5 separate regions of the Homo sapiens genome follow, and all the other regions are linked to region 4. Evidence: chromatin contacts called from ENCODE Hi-C or POLR2A ChIA-PET data. All regions are on one chromosome and are shown on one strand. The core of a region is the stretch at or near the end of the contact, and the rest is flanking DNA. Distances in the headings are between cores, read along the strand shown. Region 1 holds the start of FANCE (FA complementation group E). Region 2 holds the start of SRPK1 (SRSF protein kinase 1). Region 3 holds the start of RPL10A (ribosomal protein L10a). Region 4 holds the start of FKBP5 (FKBP prolyl isomerase 5). Region 5 holds the start of LINC03135 (long intergenic non-protein coding RNA 3135).

The links. A loop is a pair of places that touch in the nucleus more often than their neighbours do. ChIA-PET counts read pairs that join two places held with the same protein, here RNA polymerase II (POLR2A). Pooled maps may share reads with other maps.
Region 1: a map of CD8-positive, alpha-beta T cell shows a loop between it and region 4 (10-fold over the local background). The contact joins the promoter of FANCE here to the promoter of FKBP5 in region 4. A Hi-C loop is called at or near these places in 2 of 168 maps with a recorded cell type or tissue (CD8-positive, alpha-beta T cell and naive thymus-derived CD4-positive, alpha-beta T cell) and 12 of 50 pooled maps. POLR2A ChIA-PET finds 5 or more read pairs at or near these places in 1 of 52 experiments (MCF 10A).
Region 2: a loop to region 4 is called in a pooled map, with 8 times the contacts of the local background. The contact joins the promoter of SRPK1 here to the promoter of FKBP5 in region 4. A Hi-C loop is called at or near these places in 3 of 37 single-sample maps with no recorded cell type and 8 of 50 pooled maps. POLR2A ChIA-PET finds 5 or more read pairs at or near these places in 2 of 52 experiments (GM12878 and T-cell).
Region 3: a loop to region 4 is called in a map of naive thymus-derived CD4-positive, alpha-beta T cell, with 2.6 times the contacts of the local background. The contact joins the promoter of RPL10A here to the promoter of FKBP5 in region 4. A Hi-C loop is called at or near these places in 1 of 168 maps with a recorded cell type or tissue (naive thymus-derived CD4-positive, alpha-beta T cell) and 13 of 50 pooled maps. POLR2A ChIA-PET finds 5 or more read pairs at or near these places in 5 of 52 experiments (A673, H1, HEK293 and 2 more).
Region 5: POLR2A ChIA-PET joins it to region 4 with 10 read pairs in OCI-LY7. The contact joins the promoter of LINC03135 here to the promoter of FKBP5 in region 4. POLR2A ChIA-PET finds 5 or more read pairs at or near these places in 3 of 52 experiments (A673, K562 and OCI-LY7).

What each region holds. Positions count from the first base shown.
Region 1 is chr6:35,450,951-35,453,650 of GRCh38, reverse strand. FANCE (FA complementation group E) reads right to left here and starts at 1,313. Exons shown (of 10, transcript NM_021922.3): 1 at 858-1,313. The coding sequence starts at 1,105. RefSeq lists a silencer at 763-1,662.
Region 2 is chr6:35,919,796-35,922,495 of GRCh38, reverse strand. It overlaps SRPK1 (SRSF protein kinase 1), which reads left to right and starts at 1,398. Exons shown (of 16, transcript NM_003137.5): 1 at 1,398-1,452; 2 at 1,968-2,028. The coding sequence starts at 1,440. RefSeq lists silencers at 1,056-1,115, 1,146-1,735.
Region 3 is chr6:35,466,922-35,469,684 of GRCh38, reverse strand. RPL10A (ribosomal protein L10a) reads right to left here and starts at 1,284. Exons shown (of 6, transcript NM_007104.5): 1 at 1,246-1,284; 2 at 812-886; 3 at 658-738; 4 at 156-304. The coding sequence starts at 1,250. FANCE (FA complementation group E) reads right to left here. Exons shown (of 10, transcript NM_021922.3): 10 at 2,583-2,763. RefSeq lists enhancers at 555-654, 715-784, 962-1,518, 1,795-1,844.
Region 4 is chr6:35,687,500-35,690,300 of GRCh38, reverse strand. It overlaps FKBP5 (FKBP prolyl isomerase 5), which reads left to right and starts at 1,386. Exons shown (of 11, transcript NM_004117.4): 1 at 1,386-1,497. RefSeq lists a silencer at 1,157-2,006 and enhancers at 2,267-2,356, 2,377-2,446.
Region 5 is chr6:35,542,261-35,544,960 of GRCh38, reverse strand. LINC03135 (long intergenic non-protein coding RNA 3135) reads right to left here and starts at 1,317. Exons shown (of 3, transcript NR_187689.1): 1 at 1,203-1,317; 2 at 28-93.

The DNA of each region.
Region 1 (2,700 bases), core at 64-2,563, 240 kb after region 4:
ATATTTAGCATCTGGATGGTTTCCAGCATAAATTATGGGGGAGGGGTATCCAAGAGGAGTGGAAGGCTGGCCCCACTAGGAGCTGAACATGGCACCTCACCCACTCATTTTTCTGTGTGTTTTAGTTAACTTTGCTAGTTAAGTGCATCTGTAGATACTGTACTCTTTTTTTTTTAAGCAAAAGTTGTCCTCACAAATAAGCACGTGGCTTAAAAGAATGCCTGCCAAAAAATTGGAGATAATATCAATAACAGAAACACAACCAAATAAAATGGCAGGGCCGACACCTCTGCTCCTAGTAGGAATCCTTCGTCAGCCACAGAGAGGTTAAAAAAAAAGTTCAATGTCATCCAAGAGCCAGAAATTATCAAGAACACTAAAATATGGATTCACAGTTACCATTCTTAGAGAAAGCAATCTTGCCTTAAAGTGAACGTTATGCTTTGAAAAGCAGAGCATACAGCCACCAGGATAGCGGATACGTATTCCACCATCACGTTTTAAGTATCTATTTTTGTACTTTAAAATGTACGTATTTTAACACATGTGTACACTTTATACATAAGTATACTTACACTGGACGTACGAGTCCAGTTTTTTAGAGATGGAAGTACGCGATCAAAAGTGATTTGCCTCCACTTATCATCACTATACCTTACAGCGAACAGAAGGCGTGTGCCTCGAGTTCCCGGATCCTCGATGTCCCGCACACAGCAAGTGCTCAGTGAAGGGTGCCCCTGCTCATAGGGTGCGCGGCAGGCCGTCGCTGAAGGGGCTTATTTCACCTCTGTGTGTGTCGTTCCCCCGACAGCCCCCCGCCTCCCATACCTGCTAAGGGGCCGCGGGCGAGGACTTACAGCTCCAGACGGCCGTCAGGCCCCTGCACGACCGGCTCCTCCCGGCACAGGGCCTCGAGCAAGCGACCCCAGTCGAAGGGCTCCCAGCCGCGGCTGCCCAGCGCCCGGAGCACCCCCAGGCCGCGCCGCGCCCCCTCAGGCCCCGCCTGCAGCGCCTGCAGCAGGAGGCGGGCGGGGGCCTCCAGCTGCGCCCAGGGCGCCGGCTCCACGCCCTCAGCCCCAGGGAGCCCCGCGTCCGGTGTCGCCATGCCGGGGCACGGGTGCCGCGCCGCCCCCTACTCTGGTGTGGGGCCTCAGCTCAGAGGCTGAGGGGAACGGAGGACTCCAGCGCCGTCCCTGACGCGGCGGTGGCGGGCCAGCTCCAGCGCCTGTTACAAGCTCTCCTCGGCGTTGGGAGACCGGAGAAACCCGGCCGCCCGAAGCCGCAGCCGTTCCCGCGCTGTCGGAAAGGGAAGGAGGGAGGCGCGGCCGGGGGCGGAGCCTGAACGTGAGGCCGGCGCGAGGGCCGGTCGCAAGGGGCAGGGCCGGGCACAAGTCCAGCCGGAGTAGGTGGGCGGGGCCAAGGCCTGGGGCGTGCCCATGGGAGGGGGCGTGGACAAAACAAGTGGTTAGTTTGTGGGCGGTGTCGGGCCAGGGAGCCTGGAGCGGGGCGGGGGCGGGGGTTGATGGAGGGGTGGATCCGCCGCTGACGACCCCAACCCTCTCCCTTTCTTCATCACTCCCCAAAGTAGTGGAATGGAGTGGATGTCAGGGGTTCTGTTGTGCTAGAGGACCCGCGCTGTATTTACGCTGACGGCATGTTGCTTGTCATGGACTTCACCATAGAATTTGACCACAATTTACCACCCCACTTAGCTTCATCTCTTCCACAGGCCAAAAGTGCTATCATTTGGGTTTCAGTCCTCTCCAGAAATAGTATTTGATATACAAACATCCCTGAGAATGACATGGTCACAGTAAAACCTAACACTATTAATACGGCCAAAGACTTTCTTCTGAACTTCCTCCCAAAGACCAAGCAGTAACCTTGCTCTGGGTCGTTTATAGGGGGCCAGGTGTGGCTCCACTTCCTAGGGTTCAGTTTAAGGAAGTCCGCTGGAGAACTTGGCTTCCAGCCAAGGGTGGGATCACTGCAAAGCGTAGGAAATAAGCGAGAAGAGCCCCACAGTGCCTCCTAAACCTTGCTTTGGGGGCTAGCTTGTATTTCCTGTCCCAGCTCTGCTGCCACACACAGCCCTTCATTCAGGAAATGTTTACTGAGCACCTAGGGACTGGGGATACTGGGAACAAAACAAAGATCCTGGCCCTCATTGTCACACAACTGGGGAGAGACGGAAAGCTAATTAAACAATGTTTGTGATGTGTTCAAAAAGAACATAACACCGACACACAGCACGAAGTGCTTTTAAATAGGGTGGTCAGGCAAGATGAATGTGAAGATGAGGTTGGCAAGCCAGATAGAAGTCTGTGAGAAGACCATTTCAGTCCTCCCTGTGGAGGGCGGGGGGGCTCTGGGGCAAAAGCATGGCTGGAACGGAGGGCACTTGCTGGATAGTAATAGGAGTTGAGATCAGAGTGGGAACCAGGTCAGATCTTAAGAGGCCTGAGGTCACAGAAAGGAGTTGGGCTTTCACTCTGAATAGTATGGAAAGCCATGGGAGTATCTTGAGCTTGATCTGATCTCCATTTGAGCCAAAATGATTTCAAGGGAGATGTCGGGAAAGACTAGTGATATTTCTTAGATAATGGCTGCTTTGCAAATGCCAAAATAGCAAGAAAGAAGTTTCTTCCAGACACCTTCTGTTTCAGGTAAGCAGCTCTAACTTTACAGGGGATGTTTTGG
Region 2 (2,700 bases), core at 149-2,648, 230 kb before region 4:
ATTGCCCTCTCATCTTCCCTTCTCAATTACTTGTTCAGAGCAAAGGTCTTCAGAGCTTCCACTCTGTCCAGCTGCGGTACTTTACAACATGGGTTGGTAAACTAAGATCTGAAATAAGAATAACCGTTGAAACGGTTGAAAAAAGATCAAAAGGGCCTGGCTCAGTGGCTCACACCTGTAATTCCAGCACCTTGGGAGGCTGAGGTGGGAGGATCACTTGAGCCCTGGATGTCCAGGCTGCAGTGAGCCGAGATCATGCCACTGTACTCCGGCCTAGGCAGCAGAGCAAGACTGCTCTCTCTGTCTTTCTTTAACCCTCACCTTCCCTTCAAAACCTAACAAAGACCATGTTTAAATCAATAGAAGAACATTTTATGACGTGAAAATTATATGAAATTCAAATTTCAGTGTCCATACATAAATCTTTATAGGAACACAGCCCATATTTTCTATGACTGCTTTTGAGCTCCAATGGCAGAGTTGAGTAGCTGAGAAAGAGATCTTATGGTCCACAAAGCCTAAATATTTACTGTACGGCCCAAAGAAAAACTTTGCTGAGCCTGCTATACAATAAGGGCTTCATGATTAAATAACTGGGTCGTACACCAAGATTCTGAACATATAGGCAGGCCCTCTTAAGTTTAGTGTCTTTGTGTAATGGAAGTAATAACTATTTTGCCTTTAAGTTGCCATAAACATCAAATGAGATAATGCACTTAGAAAATAAAAACAAAAAAAACTTATAAACAAGACAGCTTTATCATGTATTGAAGGTGGTAGAATAAGAAAACATTAAACGTTTTTATTCTCATTTCCCCTTCTTTCCTTTACAGCTTTCACTTAAACTTGAAATTTCAAGAGAAAATTCACTTTTGAAGTTTTTACTTTTCAAGTGATAATAGGGTCACAGGTTCTTTCCTTCCAGTCTTTTTGTGTTGCTCCCACTCCCTTTTCTTTCTCACATGTAATTTTTTTCCATTTTCTTTAAATAGTATCTCAACTGGGCTCACAATAGCTCAGGGAAGGAGAAACTGGGACATGCCTGATTAATCCATTTTACAGGCCAGGAAACTGAGGCAGATCCCAGTTGCCTCCGAAGCTCTGACTCAGCAGCATGCAGAGAGCCCTGCCGCTCTCTGCGCCTTTTCTAAACAAATAGAACAAAACTAACCTTGCCAGGTTTCCAAGCTTGGATCTCTAACACTCCTTCAACGTTCACCCCGGCGTTCCTCCCCGCTGCGCCCCCTCCCTCTCCTTGCCGCCCCCTCCTCGGGAGCAGGTGGTAGGCTCCGCGCCCAACGCGCAAGCGCGCGGCATCGTGGGGCGGGGGTGGGGCGGGACTGAGGGCGGAGTGTGAGCGGGCTCGGTTTTGGGCCGCGGCGGGAGCGGGAGTCGCCGCCACTCGAGTGCGCAGGCGCCTGGCGATTACCGGTCTCACCATGGAGCGGAAAGGTGAGCGGTGGAGCGGCCTCCGCCACGAGGGGCAATGGTCGCCGGGGCGAGGCCCGGGTCAGCGCCGGGAGCTTCGCTTAACTGCCGCGGTTCGGTTCCCGGACGTGCGGCGCCCCTCCACTGAGGTGGCGCCGCCCCACACCCCCTGCCTCTGGGCTGCGGGTCCGCGCCCCTCAGTCCGGGCGTCCTCTGGCGCCGGCCGTAGCCGCCCCTTGTTCCCCGCCAGGCCGGCTCGCGCCTTGGGGCCACTCCAGGGCCCGGCCCTTGGCGGGCGACGCAGACCCCCACCCGCCCGCCCCCTGACCCGGCCTGAGACCCCTCCGGCGCATCCCGCCCGGGCGCTGCTCTGCGCCCCGTGGGCCGCCAGCCCCACGGCCGGCCGCCTCGCCGGAGCCCGCAGCCGCCCCCGAGGCAGGCCCCGCAGCCGGGCCTGGCGCCCCTGCTGGGTCTCCACCCTCACCTTGGTCGCCTCCTTTCCTCCACATTCGCCCTTCATCCATCCCTCTCTCCTGCAGTGCTTGCGCTCCAGGCCCGAAAGAAAAGGACCAAGGCCAAGAAGGACAAAGCCCAAAGGAAGTGAGTCTTGTACCCCAACATCCCATTCTTTGGATTTTCCTCCGGCACCTTCTCTGCTCTGGTTTCACGTCTTGAACGTGCACCGGGTTTGGGCACCCTGTGGCTGCAGCCACATGGCCTCGGGGCAGCTCGGAGGGTCGCTCTCCAGCAACCATGTGGAAGAGAGCTGCTGTTGCTCAACGCCAGGCCTGGGTCTTAGCAGCCCCGGGCCTGCTGGAAAGGGCTGTCGGAGGAGGACCAGAGCCCGCCCGGTACCTTTCCTCCCCAACTCCACAGAGGAGGCACAAACTCCCCTAGCTTGGACCTCCCCACCGGAGCTGGTAGATCATTATCGGTCTGTTTCTGAACTCTGGTCTCTCTTACCTGCTCCCCAACGTCTTAACTTGCCTCCGACGTCTTCACGGTAGGCCTTAAGGAAATTCTTGAATGAATTTTTCCGTGTTTACTTTGGGTTCTACCAACCACACACTCCCTTTCATAGAGGAGGGCATGGGGCTTTTCCCTGGGTTAGTCAACTTCCTGAGCCTGTAAGGCGTATCGGCTTTTTTGCAGTGTGCCGGCAGACCGCTGTGTATACAGTCGGTGTCTGTTAACTGCTTCTCTTCTGTCTAAACCTCAACCAGATGCAGATAATCTTCCGGAGTGGACATCACAATAGTAACGGGAGAGTTC
Region 3 (2,763 bases), core at 35-2,534, 220 kb after region 4:
CCAAAGCTAAAACAGCACTCAGGCAAGCTAGGCAACCACCGCCGATCCTTTGCTATTCTAGGCCCCTCATCATTTAAAAATCGAAAATGGCAGAAAAGCCTTTCTACCGCCCCCACCACACATCTCACATGCAAAACCACAGCGGCCGGACTCACCCAGCTTCTTGACCAGTTTTTTATTCTTGTTGAGTTTTTTCAGCGCCTCGATGTCCATGTGGGGGATATCCACGGCCTTAGCCTCGTCACAGTGCTGCTGGTCCCCCAGGACACACACAGAGAACTTAGGGCGGGGAGTGGACTTAAGCCTGCGTTTTGGGGGACAGCACCAACAGGTTACGCCTAGCCCTGGGTCCCAAGGGCCGGTGAAGGGTCTGGGACCGCAGCAGCCACCGAGCCTTACCCGGAGCGTTCACATTCACCAGCAGCCAGCCTGGCTTCTCAGGCTGGCCGGCGGGCTCGGCCGAGGCCTACCCACGCCTCCCCTCATGTTTTAAGACCCAGGGTGGGGGTCCGTCCAGCCGCGCCTGCCCGGAGCAGGGGGTCTGAACTACCCTAGCACATCAGTACCGACGTGCCCGCCTCCGGCTCAGCGGGAGCCTGCAGGGGAGGGGCAAGCACGGGGGCACTGAGGGCTGGGTGGGATCAGAACGGTGCCAACCTGACGGTGCCCGAGAAGCGCTTGTCCTTCTGGGGATCATAGTTCTTCAAGCTGATCTGCAACTCCACCGTCTCCAGGAACCTTCGAGAGAGGAGGGGGGTTAAGCACCCGCCGGCCCTCGCCACCCGCGCCGTGCCCCAGGGTCGGCACTCACTTGCGGCGCTTGCGCTGGTTCCCGTGCAGGACTTCCCGCACCGCCTCGTACAGGGTGTCGCGAGAGACTTTGCTGCTGCGGGAGAGAAGCGACAGGGCGCTCAGGGCCGCGGAGTCCACACGCTCGGACTGCCTGGAAGCCTCCGAGGTCTAGGCTTCGAGACGGGCGGGCGGCCCACGGCGGACTCCCCCGTAGATTCCGGACACCAAGTAGAGCGACGGGAGCTCAGACCCAGACCCAAGCCCCGGTGGAAGAGGGAGGCTCTCAGTGATCGGACCTGGTAGGAAGGGCGACCCGCAGGCCGACCCGCCTTGAGAAATGCCCCGCGGCGCAGGTGGCGCAAGGGTCCGCGGCGCGGCCTACAGGATCCGAACCCTCGGCGGGGCACCTGAAGGCGCGGATGAACGCGGATAGGGCTTTCAGGACCAACTCACCTCATGGCTTCTCACGCCGCGCTAACCGGAAAAGAGACTAGCATGTCTTGCGCATGCGCTCAAATAGTGGCCCTGATCTCGCGATAATGCTTTGCTCCTCGGTCCTACCCGCAGAGCGGTTGGGTGGGCCAACCCCGAGAAGCGCGGCCTTCTCTGGCCGCTGGGGGGCGTCGCTGGGCCGCTAGGCCGGCGCGGTAACCCACAGAGTTGTCGCAGTCCTGAGCGCCCCGCGGTCCCCCGGTAATGTGCCGATTCGCGCCCGCTGCTGCTGGACCCCTAGGGAAGCGGCTGGGTTCGGGGCTCGAGCTTCGGTAGTCACACGTACTGGTACAGCCCAGTGATGTTCACTGACAGCGTGGATTCCGGCACGCTTGTCCCTCAAACCCCTCTCCCCTCGCGCCCTCCGCACCAGCTTATGTTCTCAAAAGGAAGCCTGGCCCGACCTCCCTCCCTCAGCACCTTGCTCTAACGTGGACTCGTGGTAAGGGAAGTGTCCGGAAAGTTCTGTTCCTGTCCTTTCAACGCCTGCAGAGGGGAAGAGCTGGGAAAGTCCTTAAGTGAACTTTCACTTGATAGTTAATTTGATAACATCTACGTTTTAAGTGTGACTGCTATGAATAAGGCGTCTAGCCAGGTGCTACAGGAATACAAGGATGTAAAACAGGCACACAGCACTGCACACCCATAAGGTGTCTTCTCTGCTCTTTCCTCTGTCCAATGGGTCTCATCCTCTTAGCCACAGTAACCCCCAGAGCCCTTCAGATCTCTCCTCGGATTCATCTGCCCAAAACCCTTCCCGAACTCCAGACTGAGTCACTCCCACCTTTAAGATGCCCATTCTCACCTACCCCCCTGCCTGGTGGGGGCAGCTCCTATAGGATGGGGTGGGTGGTATTACACATTATTTGGCCCTCAGAGGGTGAATAAGATACCCTACACCCTTCCCCTCACCAGGAAAAAGATGTTCCTTGTCATTGAGCAGGGAAGTGGAGGGGGTGCGGATGGGCTCAATACCCAGAATTCATGGGAAGGAAGGTACTGCTTCTAATAAGACATTGGCCAGGCGTGGTGGCTCACGCCTGTAATCCCAGCACTTTGGGAGGCAGGCGGATCACCTGAGGTCAGGAGTTTGAGACCAGCCTCGTCTCTACTAAAAATACAAAAATGAGCGGGTCATGGTGGCATGCGCCTGTAATCCCAGCTACTCAAGAGGCTGAGGCAGGAGAATCGCTTGAACTGGGGAGGCAGAGGTTGCAGTGAGCCGAGATCATGCCATTGCATTCCAGCCTGGGCGACAGTGCGAGACTCAGACTCGAAAAAAAAAAAAGAAAAAGACATTATTGAACTTGCTTTTATTCAACACCATTGATAAATTATTCAAGTCAGAAACAAAAACACAGAAGGTCATAATATACATGAGCACAAGAGCTTCATCTGAGCCCACTGGTACCCCAGACCTCCTGGAGCATCCCATGCCCACTCTGGGTCGGCTTGATCCTACTGAGCCCTATCGGAAAG
Region 4 (2,801 bases), core at 137-2,636:
GACGGGGTTTCTCCATGTTGGTCAGGCTCGTCTCGAACTCCCGACCTCAGGTGATCCGCCCATCTCGGCCTCCCAAAGTGCTGGGATTACAGGCGTAAGCCACCGCGCCCGGCGCCCAGGCATCATCTCTTGAAGGCAGCATGGCGATTTCTGGACGAGGCTCTTCATAAATGTTTGAATGCAGTATAGTGCAAAGAGAGCAGGTTTGGAGCCAGGAGACATGAGTTCTAATCTGGCTATGGGATATTAGGTTTCCATAGGTAACTATTAGGTCCCACGTGTAACTAGCTATGGGACATCAGGTTTCTGTTTCCTTAAAAATGAGAGAGTTGATTAGAGATTCCCTAAGGCCCAGGTGCAGCTCCTGCATCTCTATGGGAGTAACTCAGAGGTAGCCATCTGGTTGGCAGTCTACCTTTCGGAGTTGGCGGAAGAACTCAGCCGTTTTGTTTTTGTTTTTGTTTTGAGATGGAGTCTTGCTCTGTCACCAGGCTGGAGTGCAGTGGCGTGATCTCGACTCACTACAACCTCTGCCTCCCAGGTTCAAGCGATTCTCCTACCTCAGCCTCCCGAGTAGCTGGGACGGCGCGCGCCACCAAGCCCAGCTAATTTTTGTATTTTTAGTAGAGACGGGGTTTCACCATGTTGGCTAGGATGGTCTCGATCTCTTGACCTCGTGGTCCGCCCACCTCGGCCTTCCAAAGTGCTGGGATTACAGGCGTGAGCCACCCCACCTGGCCGAACTCAGCCGTAAGGCCTCTTCCTGTTTTAATCTCCTGGGATCTCCTGCTTGAAAGGTAGCAAGCCAAGAGAAAGTATGGTCTTTACAGTCACTGGGTGTCCAGAGGGAGGTGATATCTGCTAAATTGGTTCTCGAGGTGGGATTTCCCCAGTCCCGACTGGGCATCTTAGACTTAATGGGGTTGCTTCCTAGGGCTAACCTGGCCAGCTGACCTAACAAACAGCCTGGCCTGCCCCTCTCCGGCCTCTAGGTAGGCCCTGTGGACAGATAGGAGGGGCAGTGCCTTCAGAGAGACGATACAGATGGGAAGTCAACTAGCTTGCTTAGGCATTAATTTCTCGGGAGGTAAGAGATGTGAGGGGGTGTCAGTTTCCACCATCCCTTCTCTATGGCCCCCACAAAGGGCAAGGGCCAGACACGTGGGCTGGCGTGGGGAGGTGGAGGAGCAAATGATGGGGGCGGGGCCTCATTTGCATGGACGGCGCGCGGCCACCAATCCGGACAGGCGGATCGACAGCCCGCGCGCCTTTTGGGGGCGGACTGACAGCCCCGGGGCCCTATGGAAGGCGGGTCCTGCGGCCGGCTGGGGCGGGACGGCGCCGGGCGCTGCCCCGGGGATTCGGGCCGGCTCGCGGGCGCTGCCAGTCTCGGGCGGCGGTGTCCGGCGCGCGGGCGGCCTGCTGGGCGGGCTGAAGGGTTAGCGGAGCACGGGCAAGGCGGAGAGTGACGGAGTCGGCGAGCCCCCGCGGCGACAGGTACCGGCGCCATGGCCACGGAGATGGGGCGGCCGGCCGCGGCGCCCCGGGAGCCGAACGCCCTCCTTCCAGGTCCCGCCGCGGTCGCACTCGCTGCCTCAGCTCCCACCCCCACGCGGCTTCGCAGCCCAGGAGCCGCGTGTCGCGGGGGAGCGGGGTCCGGAAGCCTCGAGGGGAGCGCGCGGGAGGCCTCGGCCCCACTGCGGCGCCCCTCGCCGCGCCCCAGGGGCCGCGGGGCCGGTGCTCCCCGCGGGAGGCGCGGAGACTAGTGACCGCGGGCGCCGCTCTCCGCCCCCGCCGGCCTCTCCCGGCAGAGGCGAGGCGGGTCGCGCCCGCCCGTCCTCACTGGGCTTTTGTTTCCCGCCCGGGATGACAGGTCCCGCTCCGCCTCCGGTCTCTGGCCCCCGGCTCTCCCCGGACAGGCGGCCGGACCCTCAGCCGGCACCGCTGCGGGCGGGAGCCAAACTTCGCTTTCGGGTCCGGGCGCCGGGACAACCGGACCCCAGGGCGAGCCGAGCGCCGGGACGCCGCGGGCGCGGGGCGGATTCGCCCACCTGGCGGGGCTGTGAAGGGGATGGTGGCGGGGTGGCCGCGCTCCGGGTGTGGACGGGCGGTCCCCGCCTTCACCTGCCGCCTCGGGACAAGCGTTGGGGAACCGCATCGCCGCTGTCGGCCGCTTGTGGAGGAGTCCGCGCAGCGCCGTCTAACAGGTGATCCGCGTCACTCCCAGGCCATACCGAAGCGGCTGAACGCTGTGCCAGGGCTCCTTATGCTCTTCTGTTCTGGGACGTGAAAACGTCTTCCGCCTTATTGGTCGTCCAAAAAGGTGCACCGGTCACAGTATAAGAGTCAAAAACCAGTATTACCAAAAAGACACTACGAGCGTCAGGGTGCAGAGTGGCTTTCTTCGATTAACGAACCGGCAGGACCATCGTAGTCTCTAAAATCGGGTTCTGCAGTGGTGGCGAAAGCGTAGTAAGTTTCAAGTTGTAAGCGGAGATGCAGAATTGTAGATACCCTTCAGTGTGGTTCAGGACAGTGTGTTCAGCGTTTGGCCGCCGTTCAGTAAATTCTGCATGAAGCAGTTTGAGCTCGTGGTTTTGGATTTACTTTTCAGGAGTATGTTTTCCAGTGGAATAAGGCTTACTACTGAATGGGAGCTTTCTTTGCCTCTCTGAGTGTAGACAGGAGTGTTTATTTTCATTGTCTTCCCATTTTGTTAGATTGTGGACAAGGGAAAAGTTAAAGCATATTTTGGTTAAGTATTTTTAATAGTCTGGGATTCTATCCACCTCCTCCATAAG
Region 5 (2,700 bases), core at 68-2,567, 150 kb after region 4:
CCCTCCTTCCCTGACCCTGGAACTCACCCCTCCAGATGGCGTCCTCGAGATGGAGAGGCGATGCCATCCAGGTGCAGACAGACATGGACGCACCTGCAGGGGAGAAAAGGTTGTCACTGGCCAGCCCTGAGACCCACGCAGGAGCAAGCAACAACATCCGGAGGACACTGGAACTGAACAACCATGAATAAGAGCACAAGGGTCAGGGCCCAGAAGAGAAATGACAGGACGCCACCAGAGAAGGCGGAACAAGACCTGAGACGGACAGTCCTGAGGAAATTCCACCTGTCAGGAGAAGCTTGTGGTTTGCACACGAGCTGAAAGGCATCAGTGTTTGAGAACAGGGCTGGGAAACAACACAGAAGAGGTGCCCATCTGCCAGCCAACCAGAGTGCAGTTGTTTTGGATTCGGAATCCCTGGTTTTCCTGGGGCACCTTGGGAGCCTCTAATGAGAATTGGTGCATTTGCCATTTTCTTCTTGGGGACCATTCTTTTCCACAAAGAGTAAAAGATCTGAAGTGATTCAACATCAGGCTCTGCAGAAATGTTTTAAAAAATAAATTATGTAAAAGATGTCATTTTATTAGCAGAAGAGCAAAAGTTATGATATATTTTGAAGAAATCAAGCTACAGAGGGAGAATTTATCAAAGAGGTTGTTTTACCTACAATCAGAAGGATATGAAGCAAACATGAGAGAAAATCTGCCCCTGATTTGGGGGAACCGAGGAAGAAAAGAATGTAAAGAAGGCATGGCTCAGTGGCTCACGCCTGTAATCCCAGAACTTTGGGAGGCCGAGGTGGGTGGATCACTTGAGGTCAGGAGTTTGAGACCAGCCTGGCCAACATGGCAAAATCCCATCTCTACTAAAAATACAAAAATTAGCTGGGTCTTCTGGCGCACACCTGTAATCCCAGCTACTCGGAGGCTGAGGCACGAGAATCACTTGAACCAACCCGGGAGGCGGAAGCTGCAGTGAGCCAAGATCACGCCACTGCATTCCAGCCTGGGCGACAGAGTGAGACCCTGTCTCCAAAAAAAAAAAAAAAGAAGACATGGAAAGCCAGTACTTCATGAAAAGATTATAATAAGAAATTTAGTAAAGCTTTAGGAAGGAAAAGAGAAACGCTTAATGAACCCCAAAACCAAGCCGAGAGAAGATTAAGTCTGAACACCTTAAAATTCAAGAAAACAAAACATACCAGACTTAAGAGCACGAAACAGTTGCTACAGGAAGTGAAAGATGAGTGAGCGACATTCTAAGCCTTCCTACTTCTCCAGAAGCCTTCATGCAGGAGTTCTCGCTGCCTGTGCATTGAAGTCACCTGGAAGGGCTTGAAAAAACACTGATGCTGGGCCCCGCCCCCAGAATTCCTCGGCTAAGAGGTCTGAGGGGCACTTGATCACTGGGATTTTAAAAGCTCCCCAGGTGATTCTAACAGGCAACCAGGATGAAGCTGGAAGAAATAAAGTGGAGAGGGAGGAAAAAAACAATCACTCAAGAACACAATACTGGTTAATAAATGTTGTACTTAAGCTGGCCAGATGTAGTGGCAGACACCTGTAATCCTAGCGCTTTGGGAGGCTGAGATGGGAGGATTGCTTGAGGCCAGGTGTTCCAGACCAGCCTGGTCAACATAACAAGACCCCATCTCTACACAAAAATTAAAAATGGCCTGGCACACTGGCTCATGCCTGTAATCCCAGCACTTTGGGAGGCCAAGGCGGGTGGATCACTTGAGATCGGGGGTTCAAGACCAGCCTGGCCAACATGGTGAAACCCCCATCTCTACTAAAAATATAAAAATTAGCTGGGTGTGGTGGTGGGCACCTGTCATCCTAGCTACTGGGGAGGCTGAGGCAGGAGAATCACTTGAACCCGGGAGGCAGAGGTTGCAGTGAGCCGAGATCATGCCACTGCACTCCAGCCTGGGCAACAGGGCAAGACTCTGTCTCAAATAAAAATAAAAATAATAATAAAGTTGTACTTGAAAAAAACTCAAATGTCCATCAACAGGAGAATGGATAACCAAACTGAGGCATATCCCCCCAGTGGAATACCACTCAGCAATACAAAATGCTCCTATATAGACAACAAGGATAAATCTTTAAAAACATTATGCTGGCCGGGCGCGGTGGCTCACGCCTGTAATCCCAGCACTTTGGGAGGCCGAGGCAGGCAGATCACCTGAGGTCGGGAGTTCATAGACCAGCCTGGCCAACATGGTGAAACCCCATCTCTACTAAGAATACAAAAATTAGCCAGGCATGGTGGCAGGTGCCTATAATCCCAGCTACTCGGGAGGCTGAGGCAGGAGAATCGCTTGAACCCAAAAGGCAGAAGTTGCAGTGAGCTGAGATCGCGCCACTGCACTCCAGCCTGGGAGCCAGTGTGAGACTCTGTCTCAAAAAAAATAAATAAATAATTAAAAAATAAAAATAAAAAAAGAAACACTGTACTTGAAAAAGAGGCCATTTCGAATGCAAACTGAGTGGTGAGGTGTGAGCTGGACAAGAGCAGACATCACACACAAAGCATTTGGCCACCATGGCAGTGGAGAAGGAGTGTAGAACCTTGCCACAGAGACCCTTAAATACTGCATCAGCAGAGGAGGGGCTCTGCACGAGGCACCGACTCAAGAGAGAATGAATAAGAGGACAGAGTGGAGCAGGCAGGAGCTCTTAGCTGCAGAGGAAGCA